Regions from separate parts of the Homo sapiens genome. Here all the other regions are linked to region 1. A link is a contact called in ENCODE Hi-C or POLR2A ChIA-PET data. All regions are on one chromosome and are shown on one strand. The core of a region is the stretch at or near the end of the contact, and the rest is flanking DNA. Distances in the headings are between cores, read along the strand shown. Region 1 has its middle 87 kb from the start of GNAQ. Region 2 overlaps GNAQ (G protein subunit alpha q). Region 3 overlaps GNAQ (G protein subunit alpha q).

Region 1 (5,091 bases), core at 1,462-3,961:
CAGTCACAATACCTAATGCTAGTATGGGCTATTATAATAATAAATAGTATACTATTTATTATTTTTATTCCTAACATCTCTGAAAAATCACTTATCACTATAAAGCTGTTCACTCACCAAGCTAGCCCCAAGGGGGCGCTCAAAGCCTTCCCTTCTTCCCCATTACTTTTCCTACAAAAGGGAACTCAAATTTAGATGTAGGACAAAATGAACTCTCATTGGCAACTGAACCATTTTGTAGCAAAGACTGGAAAACCCAATGCAGCGAGTGTCAAACTTCAGTGTGGATAAGAGTTACTCGAGGAGCTTGTTAAAATGCAAGACCACAGCAGGCCCAACAGATCAAATAAATCGGAAGGGAACCTGTTTTCCCACCCCAGGTGATTCGAATATATGTATTCTCATGATGCTCTAGTATGGGGCAGGAGGGTGGTAAAAATAATAACTAGCCTGGAGTAAATATTCTCTTCCTCTCTTCTTCTTGGGACCTTGAAATGAGTTTTGCTCTTCCTTTTTTCCTCTCTTCCATGTAGCCAGTGAGGTAAGCCATCCCTGGTGCTTCCTTGGACTGGGAGGTCCCAGCAGGACCAAGATGTTTCTACAAAAAGCACAGTGGAGAGGGCGGCTTGGGCTTGCTTTTAGTTTGTCGACATCAGAGGACACAAAGTGATGCCTGCCAGTCCACATCTGGCCCCCAGATTTGTTTTATTTGACCTGAACAGAATTGGCCCATCCAGTGCTTTAATAAAATTTGAATTTGTTTTCAACATTTAAAACTCAGGAGATTTCACATACAAACCCAGATTTCCTGCTTCTCTGGAACAATAAGAAGATGTGAAACCTGGCCCCGTGTTCCTATACGGCAAAGCTGCTTCCTTTAGATGGGTGTGGACTCTGGAATCTGCCACCATCCCCTTCATTCTTTATTGTTCTCCCCAAAGTCAGGTGTCGGTTGCTATTTATCATCATACATACACTCCTATTTTCCTTAAAGTTGAAGAAAACGAAGCATTTCTTTAGAAAATGAGGATATAACAAGAGGAGTAGTGTTTTTAAAAATAAATTTTCTTATACCAGACCCCTTTTCTCGTTTGCATTATGGGCCTGTCTTCTCTAGGCATTTAAGTTTGCTATTGCAGGTCTAGCTCTTAATCCAGAGGTGAAAAGTTGTCTTTATATTAAAGAATGATGTGGAATATCACAGCAGTAAAAAGGAGCAGAACTACTAATGCACACTAAAATTAATGAATTCCAAAAGTTAGGCTGAGCAAAAGAAGTCAGACACAAAAGCATAATACTATATAATTCCATTTAGATGAAAAATTCTAGAAAAGTTGAAACTAAGCTATAGTAACAGAAAGCAGAGCAGTTGTTTCCTAGGACAGAGGTTGGCTGCAAAGGGCATGAGAAAAAGTTTCTGGAATGATGGAAGTGCTCTATCACTTAATTGTAGTGGGACTTATATGCAGAGATATATATTTGTTAAATCTCATTGACGTGCATTGTATTTTATTTTATTATTTTTTTAGACAGAGTTTCTCTCCTGTTGCCCAGGCTGGAGTGCAATGGCCCGATTTCAGCTCACTGCAACCTCCACCTCCTGGGTTCAAGCGATTCTCCTGCCTCAGCCCCCCGAGTAGCTGGGATTACAGGCATGCACCACCACACCTGGCTAATTTTGTATTTTTAGTAGAGACAGGGTTTCTCCATGTTGGTCAGGCTGACCTCAGGTGATCCACCCACCTTGGCCTCCCAAAGTGCTGGGATTACAGGCGTAAGCCACCACGCCCAGCCTGATGTGCATTTTAAATAAATGTTTTTCTTGCATGCCTATTATACCTAATAAAGTTGATTCTTTTGTTACCTAATAGAATTGTCCAAGGAAAGAGATGGAATAAAGTGGGCCCTTGCCTAGGGCTCTTTTTTGCCTATCGCTGTCTGGAATTTACTATAGTAGGTGGGAGAATAGAATAGAATAGAATTTCAAGATTCACAGGCATTGTGACCAATATTTATGTCTCCTGGAGATGTAAATAACATTTGGCAGAAGGCAACAGACCCAGTTGAGAGTTCAGTTGGTAGAGGAGGCATGGATTGTGGCACAAGTTCCTCCAGAGACTTTAAACTGCTGGAAGACCTGCTCTTCAGCCTCCTTCCATGTGAAGAGAGCCTCCTGGAGGCCCTGGGAGAGGAGCTAGTAAGCTGCATGAGGCGCTGGCAGAAATGTGGGGGCTTTTCTTTTTTCCCTTCTTTCCTTCTTCCTGCTCCTTCTTTGATAAACTCACACTCCGGAACCTCAATCTGCAAAGGCATCTTTTATTCGTGGTGGGCGACATTCCTTGGTGAGAAAGCAAAATCTGGTCTGGGCGACCCTGGATATCCTCCTGGAGGACCAGGGCAGGCTCACCTCCAAATACACAGGGCTTTGGGGTGTAGGCTTTTGGCTTGGTTGTATCTGACATTGCAGGCAAATGCCCCATCTTTCCTCCTTTCTTGTGTTTCTTAGTCAGGATTGAGAAACTGACTTGCACTGTAAAAAATGCAAAGCAATAGAATTTTTATGGTTGACTTGGCCAACTTACAAGAACCTGACAGAGCTCTCAGTAAATTCAGAACTGAAGAACTCATTACGTGGGAGTATTAACAGATACTATGGGTACTCCACCCATATTCTCTTGCCCTTACCACTTCCTCATAAGCTGTTTGATTTCAACAGCAGCACCTGCATTTCTTTGCCTGAGGGTTTTCCAGTGAGGTTGTACCATTGTGCATTCCCACCAGCAATATCTGAGAGTTCCAGTTGCCTCTCATCATCAACAGCACTTGATATTATTGTCAGGTTCTTTTTTAAAGTTATTCTAGTAAGTGTAGCATTGTCTCATCATGGTTTTAACTTGCATTTCCGTAATGACTAATGATGTTGAGCACCTTCCATATGTTTATTGGCTACCAATATATCTCCTCTGGTGAAGTATCTGTTCAAAACTTTGCTATTTAAAAAAAAAAAACTTGGTCTTTTTTTGGTTGAGTTTTGATAGTTCTTCATATAGTCTGGCTTCAAGTTTGTTGTCAGAAGAGTGCTTTACAAATATTTTTTCTCTGTCTGTGGCTTATCTTTTCTTTTCTTTTTCTTTTTCTTTTTTTTTTCTTTTCTGTTTTTGAGACAGGGTCTCACTCTGTCGCCCAGGCTGAAGTACAGTGGCACAATCTCGGCTCACTGCAACCTCCACCTCCCAGGTTCAAATGATTCTCCTGCCTCAGCCTCCCGAGTAGCTGGGACTACAGGGACTACAGGCACATGCCACCACACTGAGCTAATTTTTGTATTTTTAGTAAAGACAGGGTTTTGCCATGTTGGCCAAGCTGGTCTCAAACTCCTGAGCTCAAGTGATGTGCCTGCCTCAGCCTCCCAAGGTGCTGGAATTACAGGTAGGAGCTACCATGCCTGGCCCGTCTTTTTGTAATGTCTTTCATAGAGCAAAAGTTTTGCATTTTGATGAAGTTCAACTTATTGATTGTTTTTCTTTTATGGCTGTGCTTTAGGTATCAGATCTGAAACTATTTCCCTAATCCAAGCTCACATTCAGAATCAACACCTGTTTCTGATTCATTTTGAGTTAATTTTTGTACATGGTGTGAGAAATGAATCAAAATTCATTTATTTGTCTAATTCTTCCAGTTATTTCTTGATAATATATTTCATATAAGGTCTTTTTCCAATATTACTCCACTTGTTTTTCCTTTCTTTGCGCCCCAGGCATAACCAATCTCGAGATTTTTGTGCATATCCTTCTGATGCAGCTTTTACACATTTGGGTATAAATATGTGTCAGCTGGGCATGGTGGTTCATGCCTGTAATCCCAGCACTTTGGGAGGCTGAGGCGGTTGGATCACAAGGTCAGGAGTTCAGGACCAGCCTGGCCAAGATGGTGAAACCCCGTCTCTACTAAAAATACAAAAATTAGCCAGGTGTGGTGGCAGGCGCCTGTAATCCCAGCTACTTGGGAGGCTGAGGCAGGAGAATCGCTTGAACCCGGGGGGCAGAGGTTGCAGTGAGCTGAGATCAGGCCACTGCACTCCAGCCTGGGTGACAGACTGAGACTCTGTCTCAAAAAAAAAAAAAAAAAAATTGTGTCACTAAATACATATAACATAGTATTTATTTTTACATGTTTTAAGCTCTATTCATCTTGATATGCATAGATCTAGTTTATTCCTTTTAACTGCCATATAATATTGCAATATATGAGTATACTACTTCCATCTCTTAATTGATGGACATTAAGGTAGAATCAATTTTTCAGGAGTACAAATGCTGCTACAATAACCATCCTTGTACACATTCCTTGTGCTCATGTAAGAGTTTGTCTAGGATACATAATGGAAATTCAGTGGCTAGGTAGTAGGATGTGTGTTTTTACTAAAATGGCTGAACCAACTGACAATCCCACAGCACAGTATGATTTACAGTCCCACAGCTTCACCAGATCACAAGACTCTGAAATTACTGCCAATACAATAGGTATGAAATAGATTTTTTTAGAAACTGGCATTCATCTGATTACTAGTGAGATCAAGCATCCTTTTAAATGTTTGTTGTTCATTTCTGAATTGGCCTTTTCTGTAAGTTTCTTTCTCACATAAGTTTTTAATTTTGATAGATATTTCTCAATATTTTCTATATAGAACTTTGTCTTGTTTAAGAAATACTTTTCTACTCTGAGCTCATAAAGAGATTTTCTTATTTTTTCCATATATAGTTTTTCAGTGGAGTAATTGCCCCTAAAATTGTCTACTGAGATAAACCTTCATACAGTGAAATACACAAACCTTAAGTACAGTTTCATCAGTTTTGACAAATATATACTTATGTAATCCACACCTCACTCAAAATACAGAACATTTCCATCACTGTAGAAATTTTCCTTGTACCCCTTCCCAGTAACCCCATTCTCTGAAGCCACAACTGTTCAGATATTTTTCTAACATATTTGCTTATTCCAGAAATTAATGTGTAGAATCATACAATATGTACTCTTTTGTGTCTGGTCCAGCTTTTTTCACTCAATGCAATAGTTTTGAGATGTATT
Region 2 (5,091 bases), core at 830-3,329, 400 kb after region 1:
TTCTTTTCTTTGTCCTTAAGATGACATTGTTAGTGTTCACGTCCCATGTTCAGTGTCCAAACCGGCAATGTAAAAAGTATCCTGTGTGGTTTAACAGGAAATCTGTTTATGTCTCTTTATTTGAAACCAGTTTTACTCTCAGTGGTTCTTTAAGTTCAATGAAGTCTGCCAGGAACATTGGTTGGTAGTATTATTCCGACACCTTTAATTTCCAAAATCTGAAGTTCCTGCTAGTTTACCACCTTCATGATCTTCTTGAACTGGTAACTGATTAGGTTGAACTTATGGAAGATTTGTGGACTTAACTCAAAAGTAACCTCTCAGTGTTCTATAGAACATGTATTTGTGTAACTGAACCTACCAGGAGAAATGTTTGGAATTCTATATGTGCAATTTTTCAACAAATGCAAAAAAAATACAGCACATGTATTGACAAGCTTCTGTCAAGCAGCTTGAGTTGAAATTTGATTTAAGAAAATAAATCATGATTGTTCAAAGCTGCTGGGACGTTAGAATTAGGCCATGATACTGGTCTCATTTTAACTACAGTGGTATTTGGCACTAGTGTAAACTTCCATATAAATCACTCTTTTGGAACAACAAAGGGGGAGGGAGAAAAATCACGGCCTGTTAAATGAGTACCAAAGCCGCCCAACAGTAATGAGATGTTCTCATCCTTGATTCTCCCAGCCTCAAACAACACAGCTTACTTTTTTTTTCCCTTGCTCAGAAAGTACCTGTAATTTAACAAACAGACTGCCTGTAGGTATAGTGCAATTACAAATGCTCTAATCATTGTACATACATCTCTCTTGATATTGCAGCATCCATACTGGCTTTGTAATCATTAATTTTTTGGCAGATTGAATGTGCTGTATTGATATGTATCTATGTAATTGTATTGTATGTCTATAGCTAATTCACGTTTTGAATAATGTTATTTTATTTACTTTTTTAAGAGAGGAGAATGTAAATTTGTCAGTTTATTTCTGACTAGGGATATTTTCTTTCCATTTAGAAAAGAAGAAAAAAAAAAAACCTTACTGTCATACAGAGCGGTACTAGCGTCGTGCTGTATAAAATCATTTGCACATTCCTGAGTAGAGGTATACTGATTATAAGACCCAAAGGTAATTTCATAGCAAAATACATAAAATCAGTCGGAGCTTTTATACAAACATGGAAACCAACTTTGTAGAACTTTTGCCATTTGATCTAGGATTGGAATATGAGCTTTTATACAATTCATATTCTTATTTGGCAAATGCACAGTTTAGTATTACCTCTCTGATGGCCTTTACTAGAAAGGCAGTTTTAGAAGCTATTGTGATCCACTAAGGAAATGTTTTAACAGCTAGAGACCACTGCTTGCCTGAAAGGGCGTTCTTAAATTTGGTGCAGCAAAAAAAAAAAAAAAAAAAAAAAAAATTAAACAACAACATTTGAAGGCCTACAGTGTGTATAGAGAAAACCTCATCACAAGATCATAAGTGTTACAGTTTTAGGGAATCAAGATATTCTATTTAATAGAGCTATAGTAAATGTAGTCAATTAAACCTGATCTCAAAGCTTGAAGAAGCTGAGCAAAACAGGGAAAGATTGTTATATTTGTCTTTATGAAATTGGGATGGAATTTGCTATGCAGAATTGAGGTTTGTGGCTTCGCTGTTCCTGTAGGGTGCATGACAAGATCCCTTCTCTTGAGAAAGGAAAAAATTGATCACCCTAGCAGCAGTGATGCATAGAAACCTAATTTTAGCCACACCAGTCAATCGAAGCTAAAGGATTTTCTTTTTTGTTTCTTCGGGGTTTTATTGAAGGGGCTAGGGGCGGGACGGGATTCTTTTCAGTTTTGTATAAAAACAAAGTTTACTCATGCTTTATATTATATTGTGATTGCAAGCGTTATAAGCGTGTGCCACTGGCCTCCTATTGTTGATGCTTAGGTAATGGAGGCCTGTGGTGAGTTTTATGGTGACTTGGGCATGTCTTATTCAAAAACAAAAACATAAAACACAGAAACCTTTCTTCAGCATACCAAGGCAAGCAGCCATTTCATGACTCACTTAACACATTGCAGTGTACCAGTTTACAGATGATTTTTCCCTTTTTGCGTGACATGGCAGTTCTAACCCCCAGAGAATTCCTTATTTGTAAATTGGAAGTTTCTACTATGCCTTACAGAGCTTAAATTCAGAAGTTTGTGCCTCATATCTGAAACAAAGGGAAATAACACACCCATTCAAAAGTAAATAAATCTCCTAGAAGTTTTTGTTTTTAACATTTCCATATAAAGAGCTCTGTTGAATGTCATGAATAGACTGGAAAAAAAAATTTTAAGAACCTGCATATGTTGTTTACTAGCAGATGACAACTACAAAAGGAATCTGAAGAACACGTAAAACTTGTATTTTTTTTTTTTTGGTAGATTAACTAGCAGGCCTATTTTAAAAAGGTAATTCAGCTAAAGGGCAATTTACTTTTTTGTACTTCAGACTATCTTGATTGTCAAAGTGTACGAACTGTAATTTTAAAATTTATACTGCCACATGATTGTAAATTTTAGTTGTCTTAAGTTAGGAATTGGTGAAAAGCTATTTATGCTGGATTTGGGTCAAAATGACTTATTTGCAAAAAAATAAATAATGGGAAGAAAGGGCTGTATAATGAAATACTGCAAGACTCACATATTGGTTGGAAATTTCCCTCAAATCACCTACCGATTACCCTTGATTTCCCTTTGTTTTCAGTTTCTCAAAACGAATGAAATGAAATATAGCAGAATGTTAACCCATATAAAAATAAAGTGTACCCAAATATTGTAATGTATATTGCTGCTCTTCTTCAAATTAAATAAGGGTTTAAAACCACTTAATTGGTAATCAACATCTCAATTGATACAAATAAGGTGTGCTTGGTATACATTAATATTTTCTTCCAAAGATATATCTTTGGTTAGAAACACAAAAAAATAAAACTAGTAATATTGTATGTTTATCTATCTCTACATATTTCCAGCATATGTAGCGTTAATAGATCTGTCCTGGTAACTGTGTCTTTGGGATTTCATTTTGGTTCCATCAAATTAGGAAAAGAAATGGCTTAGTTGTATATGATTAGCTAGAGATTTTTGGAGCCAGACACCTGCTGTTTAGTAGATAACTTAGTACAGACCCTAAACTTGTCATTTGTTTTTCTCACAGAATAGCCATTTCCTGCTGTCTTCCCAATGATCACTGCCCTTTCAATAACACTCTTGCCTCTAGAATCATATGTTCAAAGTATGAATACACACCTAGCACATAGTAGGTGCTCAAATATTAATTTCCTCCTTGCCTTCCTTATCTACCCTGTGTCCTCCATTTCCCCGTATGATTCCAACCCAATATAGCAAATGACATTTACATGTTATGAAAACATCTATTGGGTAAAATCAGATCTTGGATAAAGAAATTCTGACTTTTATATAAGCTTTTGGTAGACAGAAAAAACAGAAAGGTATTCGTTGGTAGAACATTTTTAAGTTCAGGAAAGAAAGCTGGAATAATACTACGTAACTTTGTCCAGGTTACTTTGACTGAAACACGTTTTTGGTGGATTTCTTTTCCTCAAAGAACTCTCTAAATGCAACTCCTTGCTGGATTCCTCACCCATCATCCTGTTGGAAACCCTTACTAGACCTATGTATTTAGGGAGTTTTGTCAGAAAACATTTTTAACTTGCAGTATTTAAAAGAATATTTACTGTTCCTAAAATGTCATTCAAATGCATGTACTGTCTATTGTTTGGGGATGGGAACTAGTTTTGCAAAAAACACCTAATGTTGTATAATAATGCCCCAATGATCTTGCTGGTTAAAAATACAGTATTTTTGGCCATAATTTTGTACTATAGTATTCTTCATTGTTGAGTTTTGCTTCCATTAAAGTTGCCCGAGCCCCTCTCAGAATGTTTTGTATTAGTAGGAGTACTGAAATACATCTTTCCTTCCTTAACACACCTTGTGCATATTGCATTTTCCAAAATAAACAAGTTTAATGGTTTCAAAAAAAAAAAAACACCAAAAAACCTTTTCCCTTCTGTGTATAATCAGAAATAAGAGTCTCCTGTAGTGGAAATACACATATTGGTAGCATTTATCAAATTTGCTCTTTGAAAAAACTTGCCTTAATTTAGGTTATAATTAACTGGTTAAAAAAAAAAGTAAATACCTATCCAATAAAGAAAGGAGCCAGCAATCTTCAACCTGAGGCAGTCTCCCAATCAGTAAAAAGAATCCACACATCTGCCCTGGTTTACTGGGTAGCACACTGGACTCAGGCCAATGGCTGGCTTAAGAGTTTTGCCCATTTCAACACTGGCAGTGAATAGGTAGACTCCACATGGGAAAAATGACATGTCACAGGTGTCCTCTCTGAGTTTTAGAAACACATCCAGGCTTTTGAGGTCAGCTAAAAATCAGCTGCTCCTGGGAGTTTTATTAAGTGGAGGTGATGGTGGCAAGTGGCTTTCTGGAAAATAGGTACTTTTGTGGGGACTTTAAGCCACAGCAAAAGCAAAACCTGTTCCTGTTACTCCAACTGGCAGCCAGCCCTTGCTTATGGATTTTTGTTTTTCAGAATATGTCCCCTCTAAATACTAAGAGATGAGAGTGTCATTTTTGCTTAAAGGCCTTCAGCTCTCCTTGTGTGATTTAGAGACCATTTCCAGTAGATGGTATTCTCTCTCTCTGTCTTAACTGTTCAAGGAATGGCGTGGCACTGACTGTCATCTAGCACAGGCCTGGAGTGATGGTTCCCACACCCTAGTTCTGCAGAGACACTGGAGTGTTAAGCTATACAGGAGCACTCCCCTCTCTTTGGCCTTCTAACCTGAGTTTGACCCCTTTAGGACCATGATCTATTTGTACCATCATTCCAAAGACCCCCACCCAGAGGAAAAAACACAAACTCACTAAACAGTCATTGGGCCAAATATTTAACTTGACCTTTTGGCTCATAGAGCAAGCCTATGCCATCAGATTGTCTTCTGTCCTGTCTTTCTGGAAATGGTAACAAAACAGTTGGCTTGAAAGCTTCTCTGCTTTACTCC
Region 3 (5,091 bases), core at 693-3,192, 370 kb after region 1:
CCTTGACTCTGTGAAAGGTTATTCGTTCACTAACTAAAAAGAAGCTCTTAGTCTTACTCTTCATCATTCCAAAGGCAGTGGTATCCATAGAGTTATCTAGAAGGAAAGTAAGCATGACTACTTCACAAAAGGACTGTTTATCATCTTAAACCTCAGAAAACATGTTAGATGCTGATAGACGTAAATGCTAAGATGTGCCTTCTGCAGCTATTTCATATCTTACCCTGAACCTTTTTCTTCAGGGGGTGGGTGGGGGTGTGTGTGTGTGCGCGTGCGCACGCGCATGTGTATGTGTGTTTGTGAATGAGTATACCACCTCCCGATGATCATACTGAAGAACATGTGCCTCGGGTATGTGTCTGAGCCATGTGTCTTCAAAATTGGACTTATATCCCATTTATGAAAAAAGATTATCAGTGAAGCCAACTAAATCTTCTTTTTTTCCTTTTTCTTTTTTTTTTTTTTTTTTTTGAGACAGAGTCTTGCTCTGTCTCCCAGGCTGGAGTGCAGTGGCGCGATCTCGGCTCACTGCAAGCTCCGCCTCCCGGGTTCACGCCATTCTCCTGCCTCAGCCTCCCGAGTAGCTGGAACTACAGGCGCCTGCCACCACACCCTGCTACTTTTTTTGTATTTTTAGTAGAGACAGGATTTCACCATGTTAGCCAGCATGGCCTCAATCTCCTGACTTCATGATCTGCCTGCCTTGGCCTCCCAGAGTGCTGGGATTGAAGCCAACTAAATCTTTATCCAAAAGAATGCTAATTTTGAAATTGCTCCAAATTTAAAGTCACTTGGGGAGAAATAAGATAAAATTTACATGCAGAATAACATCTGTAGAAACCCAGTGACTTTGCACACATACTTCAGTGTTGAGGTGTAATAACAGACACAGGCATTTCCATCTAAGAACACAAGGAGACAAAAGAGCCTTGGAATGAAGGTTGAGAAAACCGAGTTCTAGTCTTGGCTTCACCAGAAATAACTTTGTGGGTTTGGGAGCAAGTTACTTAACCTCTGCAGGTTGCAGTTAGATCAGCTGTAAAAAGAGGAGATTGGATGTGAATGAACTCCATATTCCCTTCTAGCTTCATTTCTGAGTCCTTGAGGGGAAGTGTGAAGCACACATTCAGTACCTACTCTACCTCCCGGTGCAAGTTATTGCAGCACGTGAACAAGACACTTTTTAGTCAGTATAGACTCAGATAGAGTAGTCACTTCCTAATAAGGATCTAAATGAAACATTAGAACTCATCTTAACCTTTTTCAGCTTTTCAAGTTTTCACATTTCTGTAATACTTTGGAATACTCCTGCCATTTTTACCGAGGTACATTAACTGCAGTTTTGCCTAGAGACCTCTCTACACCATGTTTATTTTGTTTTATTATCTGTTTGACAATTCAACTGCAAACAGAAATACTTGTCAGAGTGATTAACTTAAAGTGACTACAGGTTTTAAAAAATGAATTTTTCCTTCCCACTGCGTGCATACTGAGATAAAGTTGTTTTGTCATCCAATTCCAAGGGAAGCATTTACAAGCACTCTTTGATAGATGAGTCTATCACACAGCCTGAACATGAGCACTGTGTACCTCAACCATCATTTTTCAGGACAGTGGCACCTCATTTTAGATTCAGTTTCGCATTTCCCTTGGCAGGGCCACTGTTCCTGTGTTCCTGTTAGAAGTTAGAATTAATATAGTAACTTCACTTCAGTGACCTGTTTTTTTCGTTTGTTTTTTTTGTTTGTTTGTTTGTTTGTTTGTTTTTTGGAGGTCTGTCTGTTCCTTGCCTCGTTTCCTAGTTGTCCTAGCAACAGCCATCAAATTGAAATTACAGGAAGTGGAAGGTCTTATTACTAAGGAGAATAAAGAGCTGTTGACTGAGTTACAGATTCTAATTTTTGGTATCCACATGGGGGCAGCATTGCTTTAAGTGAGGTTGTAGCTCTTTCCACGTCTCTGTCCATCCCCAGCCCACCTACCCACCCCATTATAAAATTTCTGTCCGCTTCTAGGCTAACCGCACTTATTCATGTCTTTTCTCTACTGGGCTTTCTGAAGTACACTCAACTATCTTAAGAGATTGCATATGAATTTATTACGTGAAAATTACAGCATCTGCTTTTCATTTTACTGGTTACATGCCATGTATATAGAGTTAGTTTCAATACAGGAGTGTTTCAGGCCCATGTATTCAATTAGGGAAACCACCCAACCCATTCTAGGATATTTTTATTCTTTTTAGCAATACTTTCAGAGAAAATATGAAATTCTTCCAGATCTTAGCAAGGCAAGACCACAAAGCAGGTTTGGCAAAATCTTCCAAAAATCAAGGCATTAGGCAGTGGTTTGAGGGAAAAGGCAGGCCATTACTAATTTCCCATGCCTGGAATAATATTGAAAGCAGATGCCTGATAGCTCTTGTAATCACCTTTAATTGCTAAATGGGATTCACTGACTTAACATGATGGATGCTATTTAGTCTATAAAGCGGGGAAAGATTTGTAAAGGAATACACCAAAAGGGAAAAACTTGAAAAGGCCAAGCAGTGCTGGGTCTCCACTTATTAGACTCATGAGTTGGTATGTATTTACAGCACTGTACAGTAGCACCATCTTCACAGGTTAGATAAATGCCTATTTTCACTGTTGTTCAAAATGTTCATTTTAACCAACAAAAATTTATTGATCACCTGCCACAGCAAGGTGTTGTTTGGGTGTTGGGGGAGTGTATAGAAATAAGTATGATACAGAGTTGAGCTCCAAGAAGCTCAGTCAGTCAGGGTTGGTATAATATTTACATGACCAATTACAAAGAAAAGCCCAGGGAGGTTAATATAGCAAGTGTTCTTAACAAGCCATACGTGATTTCAGGGGAGGGAGGGATTTTTTTTTCCAGCTTGATGACTGGGAAGACTTCAAGAAAGAGTTAGAAATAAAGGTAATAAAACAAAAAATATGTAAGCATATTCAGGAAGTTTGAGCTGTGCCATTTGGCTGGAATGGAGGTTATGAGGTCGACTTCTGTATACCATCTTGAAAATGACTTTCACTGACTCATAAATTTTCTAAATTACATAATGATGATAACATGATCATTACTAGTGGGATTATATTATCACAAAAACCTCTTACATTTAAAATGTTCTTATTAAGGCCCCATCTGTATTTGCTAATTAAGTAAAACTGTATTATGATTAAAACTGCATGGAAGAGGCAGAATGCTTTGTTTGCTTGGTTTTCATATTTTACATTTAAGAAAGATTGAATATCAAAAACATCTGTTTCTGATAATCCTATAACAGAGTTTTTAGTCCATGCATTAGAAATCTTTTGGTATTGGTAGAAAGAATTTTGCAAGATTTCTTCTTTAATATTAATTTGGTATTTATAAAAGAAAATATGTTTATAGCTGATTTTCAGTGGAAATAATATTTTTTAAAGATGTACCTTATGTGACTAATTAAATGTTCTTTGCCAATCAGCACATCTGCAGCCAGATTTCAAAACTATATATTCATTTGGCCACAGAGACTTTTTAGCCCAATCTTGCAAAATATTTGCTATTGTAGTATAATTGAGAATAAAACAGTCTAAATTAGTGAAGAAATACAGAATATGAACAATTACAATGTATGAAAAAAATATACACAATATTTTTTTCATCACATCAAAACCCATTTACTGGGTCGTAAAATCAATTTAATAGGTCTTGTTAGCATTTTTTTATAGGGAGGATGGGATGGAATTGAGAATAGAGTACATTGCATGTTGTAAGGAAAAGTATGGTTTCATGAAATGTTAGTTTTATATGTCTGTGTTTCTGTGTGTGAATATACTGGATTGCTGTGTAAACTGTATTTCTTACTGTGGATTGTTATCATTAGTTTGAAAACATTATTTTAGAGAAATACCAATTTGTGTATAGTATGTGGAATTAACCCTTCACCTATTGTCCTGGAAGACCCATCCAAGTCCCAGTATTAGCAACTAGAGAAAAATTATATGCATTTAGTATATTATTTATGGAAATAAATGTTTCTGAAGTCCTCAGTTCTCAGCAAAAACTTGTTCCTGTACAAGACATTCCTGGGAAACCTAAACAAAGAGAAAAGGAAGGATAGAAGGATCTGCTAACATATTTAAAGCCTTCTGCCTGTTTTCCTGAATAACATTCTACCACCTGGTTAAGGGTGTTTATTTATAGTAAGGAGTACACGGGGGTGAAATGCCCAAGACCCCTCACTTTATAAGGTCTTAACTGGCATCAGCTCGTTGCTTCTGTACAGTGGAGCCTCATTCCTCACAAGGTATTGGTTTGAGTGGGATGTTTTGACTTAGACCCAAAGCAAGAATGGGTCCATGGCAGCCAGGGGGAGAGAGAAAATGCCAAAACTATGGAAAGGATTGAGAACCTGGCGGCAGTGAAGAGTGAAGACCCCACAGCCTTCCCAAATGCTAAGGTCGAGAACATGGGGCAGGGAGGTAGGTCTAGAGCCAAAGCTTGAAGCCTGAAGTGTTGGATGCAGTCAACCACTGGAAATCTGTCAGAAGCCAGTGTCCCAGCCAGAAATATGGCCTTCCTTCAGAACTCCCCCTTTCCCTTTCTTACCCTGAGGAGTCATTCCATCCCTGTGTTCAACTTTTTTATACTGGTGGAATCTGGCTTATAACAGGACCAGTCCGATACAACATCTGGACTGGCTCCAGTACCTGGATCATACCTCACTTGTGGGCCAAAATCCAATTATTAAACACTTGTCATTTATATTTACTTTGTAATTTATTAAACATTTGTCATGTTCTTGCTGTGCTACCTATTTTCATATTCTATCTGACAATAACAGTTGACATTTTCTCTCAAGAAGTGGAGAGAGCTGGAAAATTCAGCAAAGAAGGGTTAAATAACTTTTCCTTTAGCCAGTGCTTTCAAAGATGCCCCAACCCTAGAATTACAGATACCACTTAGGCTACTAAGCTAGGCTGTTGTTTGAAACTGACCTACTTCTGTCATCCTCCACAGTTGTCTTAATGGGAGGCAATTTATGCCCCACATTTACTGTAGTGCTTGCAGAAGGCATCAAGCTCTACA

The links. A loop is a pair of places that touch in the nucleus more often than their neighbours do. ChIA-PET counts read pairs that join two places held with the same protein, here RNA polymerase II (POLR2A). Pooled maps may share reads with other maps.
Region 2: a loop to region 1 is called in a pooled map, with 4 times the contacts of the local background. The contact joins two enhancer-like sites. A Hi-C loop is called at or near these places in 1 of 168 maps with a recorded cell type or tissue (Right ventricle myocardium superior) and 7 of 50 pooled maps. POLR2A ChIA-PET finds 5 or more read pairs at or near these places in 1 of 52 experiments (WTC11).
Region 3: a loop to region 1 is called in a map of endothelial cell of umbilical vein, with 7 times the contacts of the local background. The contact joins two enhancer-like sites. A Hi-C loop is called at or near these places in 12 of 168 maps with a recorded cell type or tissue (A673, Calu3, HCT116 and 9 more), 1 of 37 single-sample maps with no recorded cell type and 15 of 50 pooled maps.

Annotation. Positions count from the first base shown.
Region 1 is chr9:78,116,756-78,121,846 of GRCh38, reverse strand. No RefSeq gene overlaps it. Among named protein-coding and RNA genes, the nearest start is that of GNAQ, 87 kb to the right of the region's middle. Within about 2 kb of position 2,711, at least 5 of the 41 ENCODE cell types and tissues checked have a DNase peak (open chromatin) inside an H3K27ac peak, as active enhancers do.
Region 2 is chr9:77,715,064-77,720,154 of GRCh38, reverse strand. It overlaps GNAQ (G protein subunit alpha q), which reads left to right. Exons shown (of 7, transcript NM_002072.5): 7 at 1-4,058. Among named protein-coding and RNA genes, the nearest start is that of GNA14, 69 kb to the right of the region's middle. Within about 2 kb of position 2,079, at least 3 of the 41 ENCODE cell types and tissues checked have a DNase peak (open chromatin) inside an H3K27ac peak, as active enhancers do.
Region 3 is chr9:77,748,467-77,753,557 of GRCh38, reverse strand. All of the region lies in intron 5 of GNAQ (G protein subunit alpha q), which reads left to right. Among named protein-coding and RNA genes, the nearest start is that of GNA14, 100 kb to the right of the region's middle. Within about 2 kb of position 1,942, at least 3 of the 41 ENCODE cell types and tissues checked have a DNase peak (open chromatin) inside an H3K27ac peak, as active enhancers do.